Regions from separate parts of the Mus musculus genome. Here regions 1 and 3 are each linked to region 2. A link is a contact called in ENCODE Hi-C or POLR2A ChIA-PET data. All regions are on one chromosome and are shown on one strand. The core of a region is the stretch at or near the end of the contact, and the rest is flanking DNA. Distances in the headings are between cores, read along the strand shown.

What was found. Hi-C counts contacts between places; a loop is a spot of excess contacts on that map. ChIA-PET counts read pairs that join two places held with the same protein, here RNA polymerase II (POLR2A).
Region 1: a loop to region 2 is called in a map of heart, with 7 times the contacts of the local background. The contact joins the promoter of Cmtm6 here to the promoter of Dync1li1 in region 2. A Hi-C loop is called at or near these places in 8 of 37 maps with a recorded cell type or tissue (adrenal gland, gastrocnemius, heart and 1 more). POLR2A ChIA-PET finds 5 or more read pairs at or near these places in 3 of 5 experiments (Patski and embryonic stem cell).
Region 3: a map of gastrocnemius shows a loop between it and region 2 (6-fold over the local background). The contact joins the promoter of Cnot10 here to the promoter of Dync1li1 in region 2. A Hi-C loop is called at or near these places in 15 of 37 maps with a recorded cell type or tissue (T-helper 1 cell, T-helper 2 cell, adrenal gland and 3 more). POLR2A ChIA-PET finds 5 or more read pairs at or near these places in 4 of 5 experiments (Patski and embryonic stem cell).

Annotation. Positions count from the first base shown.
Region 1 is chr9:114,728,656-114,732,483 of GRCm38, reverse strand. Cmtm6 (CKLF-like MARVEL transmembrane domain containing 6) reads right to left here and starts at 1,281. Exons shown (of 4, transcript NM_026036.3): 1 at 1,111-1,281. The coding sequence starts at 1,248.
Region 2 is chr9:114,687,374-114,690,788 of GRCm38, reverse strand. It overlaps Dync1li1 (dynein cytoplasmic 1 light intermediate chain 1), which reads right to left and starts at 1,958. Exons shown (of 13, transcript NM_146229.2): 1 at 1,762-1,958; 2 at 1,507-1,580. The coding sequence starts at 1,907.
Region 3 is chr9:114,638,616-114,642,211 of GRCm38, reverse strand. It overlaps Cnot10 (CCR4-NOT transcription complex, subunit 10), which reads left to right and starts at 2,012. Exons shown (of 20, transcript NM_153585.5): 1 at 2,012-2,293. The coding sequence starts at 2,272.

The DNA.
Region 1 (3,828 bases), core at 32-2,531, 42 kb before region 2:
TCAGGAGTTCAAAGGTCATCCTCTACATTAGTGAGTCTAAAGTTAACTGGACTACATGAGACTTGAGACCCTGTGAAAAAAGAGTGGAAGAGAAGGAATGGAAAGGAGAGGGGGAGGAAGAGAGGAACAAGGGGAGAGAGGGAGAAGGAAAAGAAGGAGGTGGAAGGGTGGGGGCAAAACCACACCCATCTGGGTTAAAGGAACAGGTTCTGCAAATGCGCAAAGACGGGGAACCCAGGTGCCTGCGGAACCTAAAGGTGTCCACTGCAGACATCTTAGGAGGATGTAGGGGGTTACACAAGACCAGATCTACTTATCACTTGTCTCTGAATGATTTCCTCTCATCCCCAAGCTGGCACCTAAAAGCAGCGCCAGTTTTCTAACTGCTGGCTTTCTACTTCAGGAAAGTAGGTCAACTGAGTTCCAAGAATGTAAGTTCTGATTATCGGCGTTTTGAGAATTTTAAATCTTCCCAAGAAAGGCAGTGGGCCACTTTTAGCATAAATGGCTCACAAAACTAAACAAAACCCATAAACATTCTAAACAATTTGGTTTTCCGAAAAGTGTCTTCTTGAAAAACCTTAATACCCATTGGCAGCTGAGACACAGCAGGAGTATCATAATTTAAATAGCAAAGATGACTACAGTTTCACGCCTAGGCGGAAATAAAGAGAAGCAGGTTCAGGTTCTCTCACCCGCACACATGAAGCAGAAAGATGCCCTTTCGACTCTCTCTGCCTTGATCAAACTCACTGTGCAAGTTAAACACATACACAAACTATCCGACATGTTATATTGCCCTAATGGGCCAGCACCCGGAAAACCGCAAAAGCCAGAAAAGATAAACAGAAAGCACTACGTTGTCTGAAACACAAGCATTCTGGGCGATAATGAAAGAATTCTAGCTGAGAGAAGGGAAAAAGGGTTTAAGAGGCTGAGGCCGGGCCACGGGTAGGCGGTGGACGGCAACGCCTCCTTCCCGGGTAGGAAGGGAAGGAACTGGGGTGTGGAAACGGCTGCTTCCCGAACGAGGAGGCCGAGCGAGCGGCAGCCTCGAGGCATCCACCCCAGCCCTCAGCCCACAGGTCCCGGCCGCCGCCGTAGGCTCACCAGCTGCAAGCCTTTGAGGATGCGCCGATGCCAAGGGAGCCTGCCCAGGACGAAGTAGGCGGCCAGGCCGCTGCGCGCACCCCTGCCAGTGCCCGGGGCCGCCTCGGTGGTGGGACTGTAGACCGCTCCGTTCTCCATCGCCCGCAAACACTCGCTCACCCAGCTAAACTCTCGGCCGAGCGGTAGGGGGCGTCACTTCCTGGGACTCCGCCCACGCTTCCGGTCAACTCCGCCCTCCTCACGCCTCGTCACGCCCCCTCGCTTGCTGAGCTCCAGCCCATAGAATTTCTCTCCCTTTGCCACGCCCCCATGGTTTGCCGCGCCTCTTGTTCGCCACACCCCTCTGCCTTTCCTGCTCTCTGGTTAACTCTCGACAGTTTCTTTCTTTTTTTGGGTTTTTATTTTATTTATTTATTTATTTTTGGTTTTTCGAGACAGGGTTTCTCCGTGTAGCCCTGGCTATCCTGGAACTCACTCTGTAGACCAGGCTGGCCTCGAACTCAGAAATCTGCCTGCCTCTGCCTCCCAAGTGCTGGGATTAAAGGCGTTGCGCCACCACTGCCCGGCTAACTCTTGACAGTTTCATGCTTTCGATGGACTTCAGCTTTTTTGTTTTTTGGATTTTTTAAATTACACTTTGATTAATCTATCTATTTTATCTATATTTTTAATCTATCTATCTATCGATCTATCTATCCATCCGTCCATCCACCTATCTAAGAAGGAGCGTTGTGCTGAGGTCAGAAAACTATTCTGAGTCATTTCTTCCTGAGAATTGAATTCATTTTCAGGCTTAGTAACTGGCGCCTTTACCTACTGAGCCACCTCTCCGCCCTGACTTGATCTGTGTCTTTTAGTTTCGTTTCGGTCTGATTTAAAAATAAAAGAAATAAAACCAAGGTTTCACGTGCCCAGACTAGCCTAGAACTATGTACATAGCCAGCACTAGTCTGCAACTAGTGACAATCCTCCTGCCTCTGTCTCTGAAGTGCTGAGATTACAGGCACGTGCTCCTCCTCCCCTCAGCCTGTTTTGTTTTTTTAAAACTGCCAGAGATCACATTGAGGTCCTTCTGTATGCTAACCGCCCTCCTCCCCCGCGCCCGTCCCCGTCTCCCCCCGCCCCGCCCCCCCGCCCCCCCCCCCGTTGAGCTGCACCCCTCCATGCTCCTCCCACAGAGATTTGACTTATTTCTCACGTCTCACTATCTTCCATCTTTCAGATAGTCATCTTCTCATGGGCGGGAGGGGTGCACCCGCGTATGAAGGTGCAGGCTCGCGCGGGTGCAAGTGTGGAGGTCAGAAGTCAACCTTGAGTATGTTCCTCAGGCACCATCTACCCTGTTTTAGGGCAGTGTGTCTCACTGAACCTAGCTTACTAGATAGGTGAGGCTAAAAGGCTAAGAAGACCCAGAGATCAGCGTCCCGCCTTGCCAGCTCCGCCGTTACAAGCACAGGCTACATTGGTCTTTTTATATGGGTTCTAGGAATCGAACTCACATCACCAATGGCAGCCAGCACTTTACCAGCTAAGCTGTCTTCCCTGTTCTTGTTTTTCAGTATCATTGGATGTTTACAGTACAACTGAAAACCAGATCTGGATATTAAGTTTACTGCCCCGTGCCAACCAGAGACAGAAAATCCTTTCTGGCAGGACAGTTAGCAGATTAATGAAAATTTCAAAGGACAATTAACAAAAAGATTAATCAGAGTGTCAGATATTGATATATGACATGAACATACTGACCATGCCAACAGATGAGTGGACAAAAGAAATGCAGAACATTTAGTGGAATTTTACTCAAGTTTATTGTTCTTGTTTTGTGAAACCATGACATCTGTAGGAAAATGAATACAACAGAGTATTACTGTGAAGGGAAATAAGGCACATTCAAAAGACAAAGGCCATATGGTCTGTCTCATATGTAGGTCCTAGATTTTAAAATTATATTTATGGGGCTGGAGAGATGGCTCAGTGGTTAAAAGCAATTTCTGCTCTTTAATAGAATCTAAGTCTGGTTCCCAGCACCCACATAGGGTGGCTTACAACCACCTGTAACTCCAGTTCCAAGGGATCCAATGTCCTTCTATGGACTCTCCTGATATATGCATATATGCACACTCTCCGTGTGTGTCTGTCTCTGATCTCTGTCTCTCTCTGTCTCTCTCTTTCTCTCTCTCACACACACACCCCTGCACAAATATACAAAGGAAAAAATAAATTTTTTAACTTTAAATTTATATTTGCCTGCATGTATATTTGTATACCAGGTAAATCTCTTCTGCCCACAGAGGTCAGAAGAGGGCATTGGAGTCTCTGGAACTGGTGTTATAGGTCGTTGTAAAGTGCCTACAATCAAACCTGGGTCCTCTGCAAGAGCATCAACTACCCTTAAGTACTGAGCCATCTCTCCAGTCCCAGGATAAATCAACTTAGTGTGTGTGTTTGTGTGTTTACATGGGGTGTTTGTATATCATGAAACTAGAAAGGACTTCATGAGAGGGAGATGAGACTGGAGGCAGTGGAGCGCAGGAAAACAGAATTGCAAACAGAGGGAAGACTGGGAGCCAGCTGAAGGGGTGGGGCATGAATGAGGCCCAAGCACGATGAGATGAGACATGTGTGAAATGCCAGGATGGAAACCATGCTTTGTATACTGACCTAAAATACTAAGACAGAGCTGGAGATGTAGGTCAGTTGCTGTGATGGTTTGTGTAT
Region 2 (3,415 bases), core at 709-3,208:
ACCTACATTAATAACCTGTCTACAGTAGTAATTACAAACAGTCCCGGAACTGGTTTTTGTTTTGTTGCTTTGGGGCCCTGTTTTATTTCTGCCCCATCAATACCGCGTATTTGGGCAGTAATCCTTTCTGTTTTTAAGGAAGAAGACAGGCTTACTGGGCACAGGGCAATGGGAGCAGCAGGCAGAGCCACAACTCAACTGGGGGGGGAGGGGGTAATTCACTTGCTAAAGACATCCCAGGAATGCTTTCTCATTCACTCCGGTCCCTCACAGGATTCTCTGCGGCCTGGCTTTACAGTGAGCCATTTGGCTCTCCCACAGTTCCAGGAGGTAGGGACTGTTTCTCCATAACTCTCCTTTGAGAGATGAATGGACCGAGGTTTGTGGACAGTAGCAGACTTGCGTCAGATCCGCGTGGTTTGTACATGTTTGTACTCAGTCCTGGCTATCTGCACGTGGTGCTTTCAATCACAGGAAAAGACACAATGCTAAGCTTTCAACGAGCTTGACCACAGCTTCCCAAAGCACAGGCATGTGTTGTGTTGTGTTTTGTGTGTGTGTGTGTGTGTGTGTGCATGTAACTGGTGGTGGTGGGGTCATAGAGAATGAGTCATTTCTTCCTACCGACTCATTCATTGTCACCCGTGGAGAATCTCAGGTAACTAAAACTCTTCAAGCACAGTTTCTCAGCCTTTTGGCTAAAATCAAAGAGTCTGAAGTCTCGAAACACCCACTTCCAAGTTGTAAAATATTACTGTCACCCTATTATACACTCCAATATCCTGCATGTAAAAAGAAAAGGTGGGGGTTGGAATTCCTCCCAGAGCTGGAAAGACCTGCAAAACTGTTAAGTGGGATTGTTTATTGTCCCTGGGTCCTTTATCCTCACTTTGCAGCCAGTAGATTTAAAAAAAAAAAAAAAAAAAAACCTAAGAGAAAGGGGAGACATGTCTCCCTTATTCCAGCCATTCCGCTGAGGGCACTAAATGAGAACGCTGTTCTACTGCCCTTTACAAATTTCAGAGTTATTAGGTGACAGTTAAAAAGGCAACTGCAACCCGAGCACCCAGCACTGGGAGAACGGGAGAACGCTGATTCAAATAACACTCCTCACGACCCAGTCTCTGGCTCCTGTCAATTACACAAAAGAGTCTGCTATTAAATATTGATGGCATGCATTTGCGCTGGGGCTCTCACCAAGAGCCCTCATGCTACCAATCTCTGTCAAAAACTGTCCCCGTCTTTCTAGGTAGAATCCCAGACCACTGGGAGTGCCTCGGGTGTTATGTTCATTCTGTCTCTCCCAGAGGAGATGACAGAGCCACCCCACATCCCAGGGAGGAGAAAAGACCGGAGGGTCCAGGCCGGAAGGACCAGGGACCCCTTGTCCCCCCAGCTGTCAGCAGCAAGCCGGGAGGCGGGGCGCAGCCGGGCCCGAGTGTCCGCACAAAGGCAGTGGGCGAACGGATGTGACCGTGCACCCGGGCCACATCGGATATCACTTACCCAGCAGCAGCACGTTCTTCCCGGTCGGGAGCTTGGAGCGCGAGCGCGTGGAGACCTCGCTGAGGATGCAGGACCTAACAGGGAGCAAGGCGCAGGCTAAGTAAGGCCGGGCCCGACCGAGGACGAGAACCGCCGGGCCCAGCTCCCGGGAGGCCCCGCCCGTCTCCCAGCTCCCGCGGGGCTCGGGGATCCCAGAGGCGTCCGCCCTGGCGAGGAGATAACCCGCGGGGGACCGGAGAGGGGTGCGGTCCTTACCAAAGGTTCTGCCCGTCCTCATCGTCGCCCGCCGCGGGGCCGCCGCTGCCCGACGCTAGCTCGTTGGCTAGGGGTCCGCTGGCGTAGGTCGAGGCTAGCCCGGGTGGAGATGAACCGAACGAGCCGACTCGCCCCACGGCCGCCATCTTGGTCGGGAATCACACCACTCCTGACAGGGCTGGAAGAACGAAGCGGCGACTGCGGCGGCGGCGGCAGCAGCGGCGGACGGAACCCGGATATGGACGCTCCGGGCTCGGGAGCCGACCGCGCCTGCGGGGGCGGGGACCAAGCCTGAGGGCGGGGTCTGGGGAGGGGTTGTCCAAGGAGCAGGGCGCTGCTGCACATGCGCGGCAGCAGACCGGGTCGCGCATGCGCGGCCTGATTCTCTGCTTGGACTGTGGTAATGCTGGTTTTCCCTGTGTCTCCAAGCTGAAACGCCGCCCAAAGTGCACCACCCGTCATCCCGGTTGCCCGCCGGGCGTGCCGGGCATGTCAGTAAGCGAAGCAGCTTCCCACCTTTCAGTGGGGCGGTAACCTGGGACCGGCGTGGATATCCAGCGCTGCCCACCCTTCAGTTGGGCCAAGTGGGGTTCAACAGCCTTAACTACCCCGGTCCTGGATTTCTGCTCTTTCCTCCTTAAATTCTAAAAGGACGATGAGTACCTCAAGGTGGACCCACATCTGGAGCCGGTTCTTCCAGACTCTTTGCGACTGCGAGACATAAATGTTGGCAACACTTGGAAAATTAATGGTCTTGATGGATTTGTGTTTTGGTTTGTTTTCTGATGGGAATCTCACGTAGCCCAGGCTAGAGTCTTTACCGATCTGCTTGCCTGTGGGTCCTAAGTGCTGAGGCAGGTGAACCGGTGCACATCACTATGCCCACCTCTGGTCTGATGTCTGATGTTTCAGATTCCTGTGAGATCTGAAAAGACTCCCTACAGGAGTCGGCTCTCCGTTACCATGGTTAATACACAAGCACGGAGAACCTAAGCCAGACCCCAGATAATTCTCTACTAGAACTTGATTAGCTAAATATAATGGAAAATCTAAGGCCTGTTTCCAGAAAGAGTCGATGGCTTTAAGGCTGTCGTGCGCCCCATAAGAACAATTGCTGAAGATAGTCTGACTTTTGAACATTTTTTCCCCTTACTTTGAAGAGAGCTCGTTCACGTGACCCGAGTGATGATGCTACTATGCAAGCGAGAAAATCCACAACCCCGCGCTGCATTTGCTACAGGCACTGCATTTACTAGGGTTTGTCCACTCGCTAATCTCGAGTTCAGACCCTAGTAATGTGGGATAAAGGGAAGATTAAATGGGATGATTCACATAAAAGATTTATAACTGTGCCCAGAAAATCATAAGTGTTCAGCGCGTGGTAATTACTGTTTTTATTTTTAAATCTTCTGTCAAAGATATATTTATTACTTTATGTATACAGGTATTTTGCCTGGATGTATGTCTGTGCACCACATGAATGTCTATGCCCTGGTGCCAGTAGAGGCCCGAAGGGAGCATCAATTCCCTGGAACGTGGATTGGGTTGAGAGCTAGCATGTGGGTGCTGGGAATTGAATCTAAGTCCTCTGGAAAGGAGCAAGTGCTCTTCTATTTGTTTGTTTGTTTGTTTGTTTATATGAGTACACTGTCAC
Region 3 (3,596 bases), core at 763-3,262, 49 kb after region 2:
ATTCCCAGCAACCACATGGTGGCTCACAACCATCTGTAATGGGATCCGATGCCCTCTTCTGGTGTGTCTGAAGAAAGCGACAGCGTACTTAATATATAATAAATAAATAAATCTTTAAAAAATAATAAATAAATAAATCTTTAAAAAATAATAAATAAATAAAATTAAATTAAACTTGAGATAAGATCTTGTTTCCAGTCTAGTTTGCTCTCAAATTCAAAATTCTCCTGCCTCTACCAGCTGAGGCTGGAATATTATGCATGTGTACATCTGACCTCTAAATTTTTTGCTCAAGATTTACACCAGCAAAGGACTAGCTTTAAAACCAGGAACCACTGTAAATATTTTAATAAAATATTTCATGACTTTTTTCTTCAGGCAGAGTCTGATCTTGCTTATATCCCTGATTGGCCTTAGAATAGAAATCTGATTTTGAAATCTATTGAATCCTGTGGAAGCCATTTCTTTCCTACTACCATTTAACTTCTGCAAATCAAATTCAGGTCATCAGGCTTAGTGGCAGGCATTTACCCTCTGATCTATTCTGCTGGTAATTGGCTTATTTTTTAAAATAAAAATAAAAATTTCAAAGTCTTATGAGGAGTACCTGGTGTGATGGTGCAGCCTTTAATCCAACACTCGGGAGGCAGAAACAGGCAGATCTCTAAGGTAAGCTACACAGAAAATAGAAAAATGTAAACCAAATAAATAGCTCCATGTGATTTATTTATTTACATACTTAACTATGCTCCCATCAAAGCACCATTTGGGTCACTTTACAATTCAGTGCTGTTGTCATTTATATATGAAGTTCCTCTCCCTCAAAAGCCTGCATATAGGAGGCCCGGCCCCCAGTCCTTGAGAGTGATAATAGGATTCCAACAGTTTGGAGCTATCCTTGGATTCATCCACTTGCAGATTCGTAATTTGGTGCATCATTAGGAAGTAATGGAAATTAAGGAGGTGCGGCCCAGTGGGGCTAAGTATCTCAGTTGCATGTGCCCTTGGAGACTATTTCTTCTCCCAGCTTCCTCTGCTTCTAGCACCAGGAAGGCAACAACTTTACTCTGTCACTTGTGCCCTGGCACAATGCACTGCTTCACTAATGGTCCAAAAACAATGGAACCAAGTGACCTGGGACTGAAAACTCTGATACACGAGGCAAAAAATCCATCCTTCCTCATTTAAATTCTCCTCTAGGGTATTTATCACAGAAGCAAAAAGTCTAACACAAATGCTTTTAATGTCTGTTTCTCTCCGTGAAATGAACCTCTGTTATTATAAATGCTGTTTGTTCTCTAGAAGGGAAAGGAAGAATGGAGTAGGTGCTTCTGGAACCCAAGGCTATGGTCATTGAGCAAAACCAGAACCAGTTCAGGGTTAAAGCCTTTGCCACAAAGACTGCCAGATAGGGATACATAGTGAGATTCTGTCTCAAAAAATTAAACAAACAAACAAACAAAAATTTGTCACGATATGGGCTAGAGATGAGATAGTTGGGAGCTGGGTAGTTGAAGAGTGGGTATTGTTTTTGCAGAGGATTTGAACTTGAATCTAAATCATTGTGCTTAGTAATCGTGATGCATCAAGCTTTTGTCTTAGACCGACCTACCATAGTAAGTTAATGGTTGCATGACTCGCAATCAGAGAAACCGCATGCATAATGCAGTCTGAATGGCTTTTTCAACTTGGCTACAAATAACAAAACAGCTCTGAAACTTTGAAAAAAAAAAAAGCCTTTTTTCTGGGGGAGGTGGCCTCCTCTAACAACACTTCTCTCATCCTCATTGTTATGGAAAAACAGCCCCTATGAGACTCAGAGCTTAGCACATAAACCTCAGGTGTGGTGCCTGCCATTTTGCTGAAATGCGGAACAAAAAGTCCTTCCCCTTCTGTGTTTCACTCAGGACCTACACTAGTGTACTTCCGGGTTTGCAGAAGGACGCGCTTCCGGGGCCGAGGCCAGCCCTAATTCCCACGCCCAGCTGGCCCCGCCCCGGAAGTAGCGTCTCCCTTGGCCGCTACGGGACGGAAGCTGTGGATGGCGGGGAAAACAGCCCTGCACCGGCGGATGTGTTGGCGCTGTTGCTAGACGACGAGCAGTAACTTCGTCACTTCCTCAGCCCGTGGCCCGCCCAGGACCTTAGCCGAGGCGACTGGAGCGGGCTTGAGCTGAAGAGTTGTCCCCCGCCGGTAGGACTCACCACCAGCCCGGCGGCGGGAGTCGGGGCCACGCCACCTACAGGGAGGAACTCGAGCCGAGGCGGGAAGATGGCTGCAGACAAGCCTGCAGGTGAGGCGCCCGCGCCGCGACCCAGGGGCTGACACACTGCGCGCGGGGACGGCAGGGCCCGCGTGGGGGACCCGAGGGCCACTTGACTTCGCTTGGGTACTTGTGCCCTTCACTCTTCTCAGCTGTCTCTACTGTGAGTCCAGTGGATTTTCTGCTGTGACACATCTTGATTCTACTGCACCCCATCTTGATTGCACTGCATTTGCCTTGCTCTCCAAGTTAATTCTGGCGCAGGAAGCTTGAATTTGTCACGCCGCTGTCCAGACGCTTTAAGGGAAAGTCTATCCGAGCACGCACGGTTGCCGTAAGGCCCCCCCAGGCTCAGCCACTGAAAAAGTTCCCTCTGGTCAGCGTGTCCAGTGGAGTCATTCTGAAAACTGTCTAAAGAGGCGTGACGTTTCACTGTGTCTCCTGCCTGCTCTCACTTACCTTGTTCCTCATCTGATTTTTCCCGAGCTCCTCGAGATTCCTTTTTAAAAGTCTTAATTATGTGTGTGAGTGCAGGTGCCTGCCGAGACTAGAAGAGGACATTGCGTCTACTGGAGCTGGAGTTACACAGTTGTGGGCCACCACTTGTGGGTGCTGGGAACCCAGTCTTGGTCCTCGGCAAGAGCAGCGAGTGCTGTTAACCGCTGAGCCATCACCTTTCCAGCCCCAAGATTAAGTTCTTTTTTTTTTTAAGTTATTTATTTATTTATTCATTATATGTATGTACACTGTAGCTGTTTTTCAGACACCCCAGAAGAGGGCATCAGATCTCATTAAGGATGGTTGTGAGCCACCATGTGGTTGCTGGGATTTTGAACTCAGGACCTACGGAAGTGTAGTCAGTGCTCTTAACCGCTGAGTTATCTCTCCAGTCCCAAGATAAAGTTCTTAATTTCTGTGGTTTTCTGTGGTACTCCATCAGGAATTTTTCCCATTAGGGAATTATGAGAGCCCATTTATTACCTGGAAAGTCTGCTATATTTCTTTGAAGAAAGTAATGTTTAGAGAGTGGGGCGGAATTGATTGGTTGATTGATTGATTGATTGATTGAGGCAGGGTCTCACTATGTATGTAGCCTTGGCTGTCCTGGAGCTCGCTATATAGACCAGGCTATTCTCAAACTCACTAGACATAAAGCCTCCTGAGTGCTAAATTAAAGTTGTGTGCCATTATACCCACTGCCATAGAATTTTAGCTAGGTGATCAGAGAAAATCTATTGTGAGGTGATTCCTTTTTTAAAGTTATTTTTAACTTTGGGTGTATGCACGTGAGGACAAATGCCTGAAGATGCTGTCCGAGGAGTTGGGTCACGCA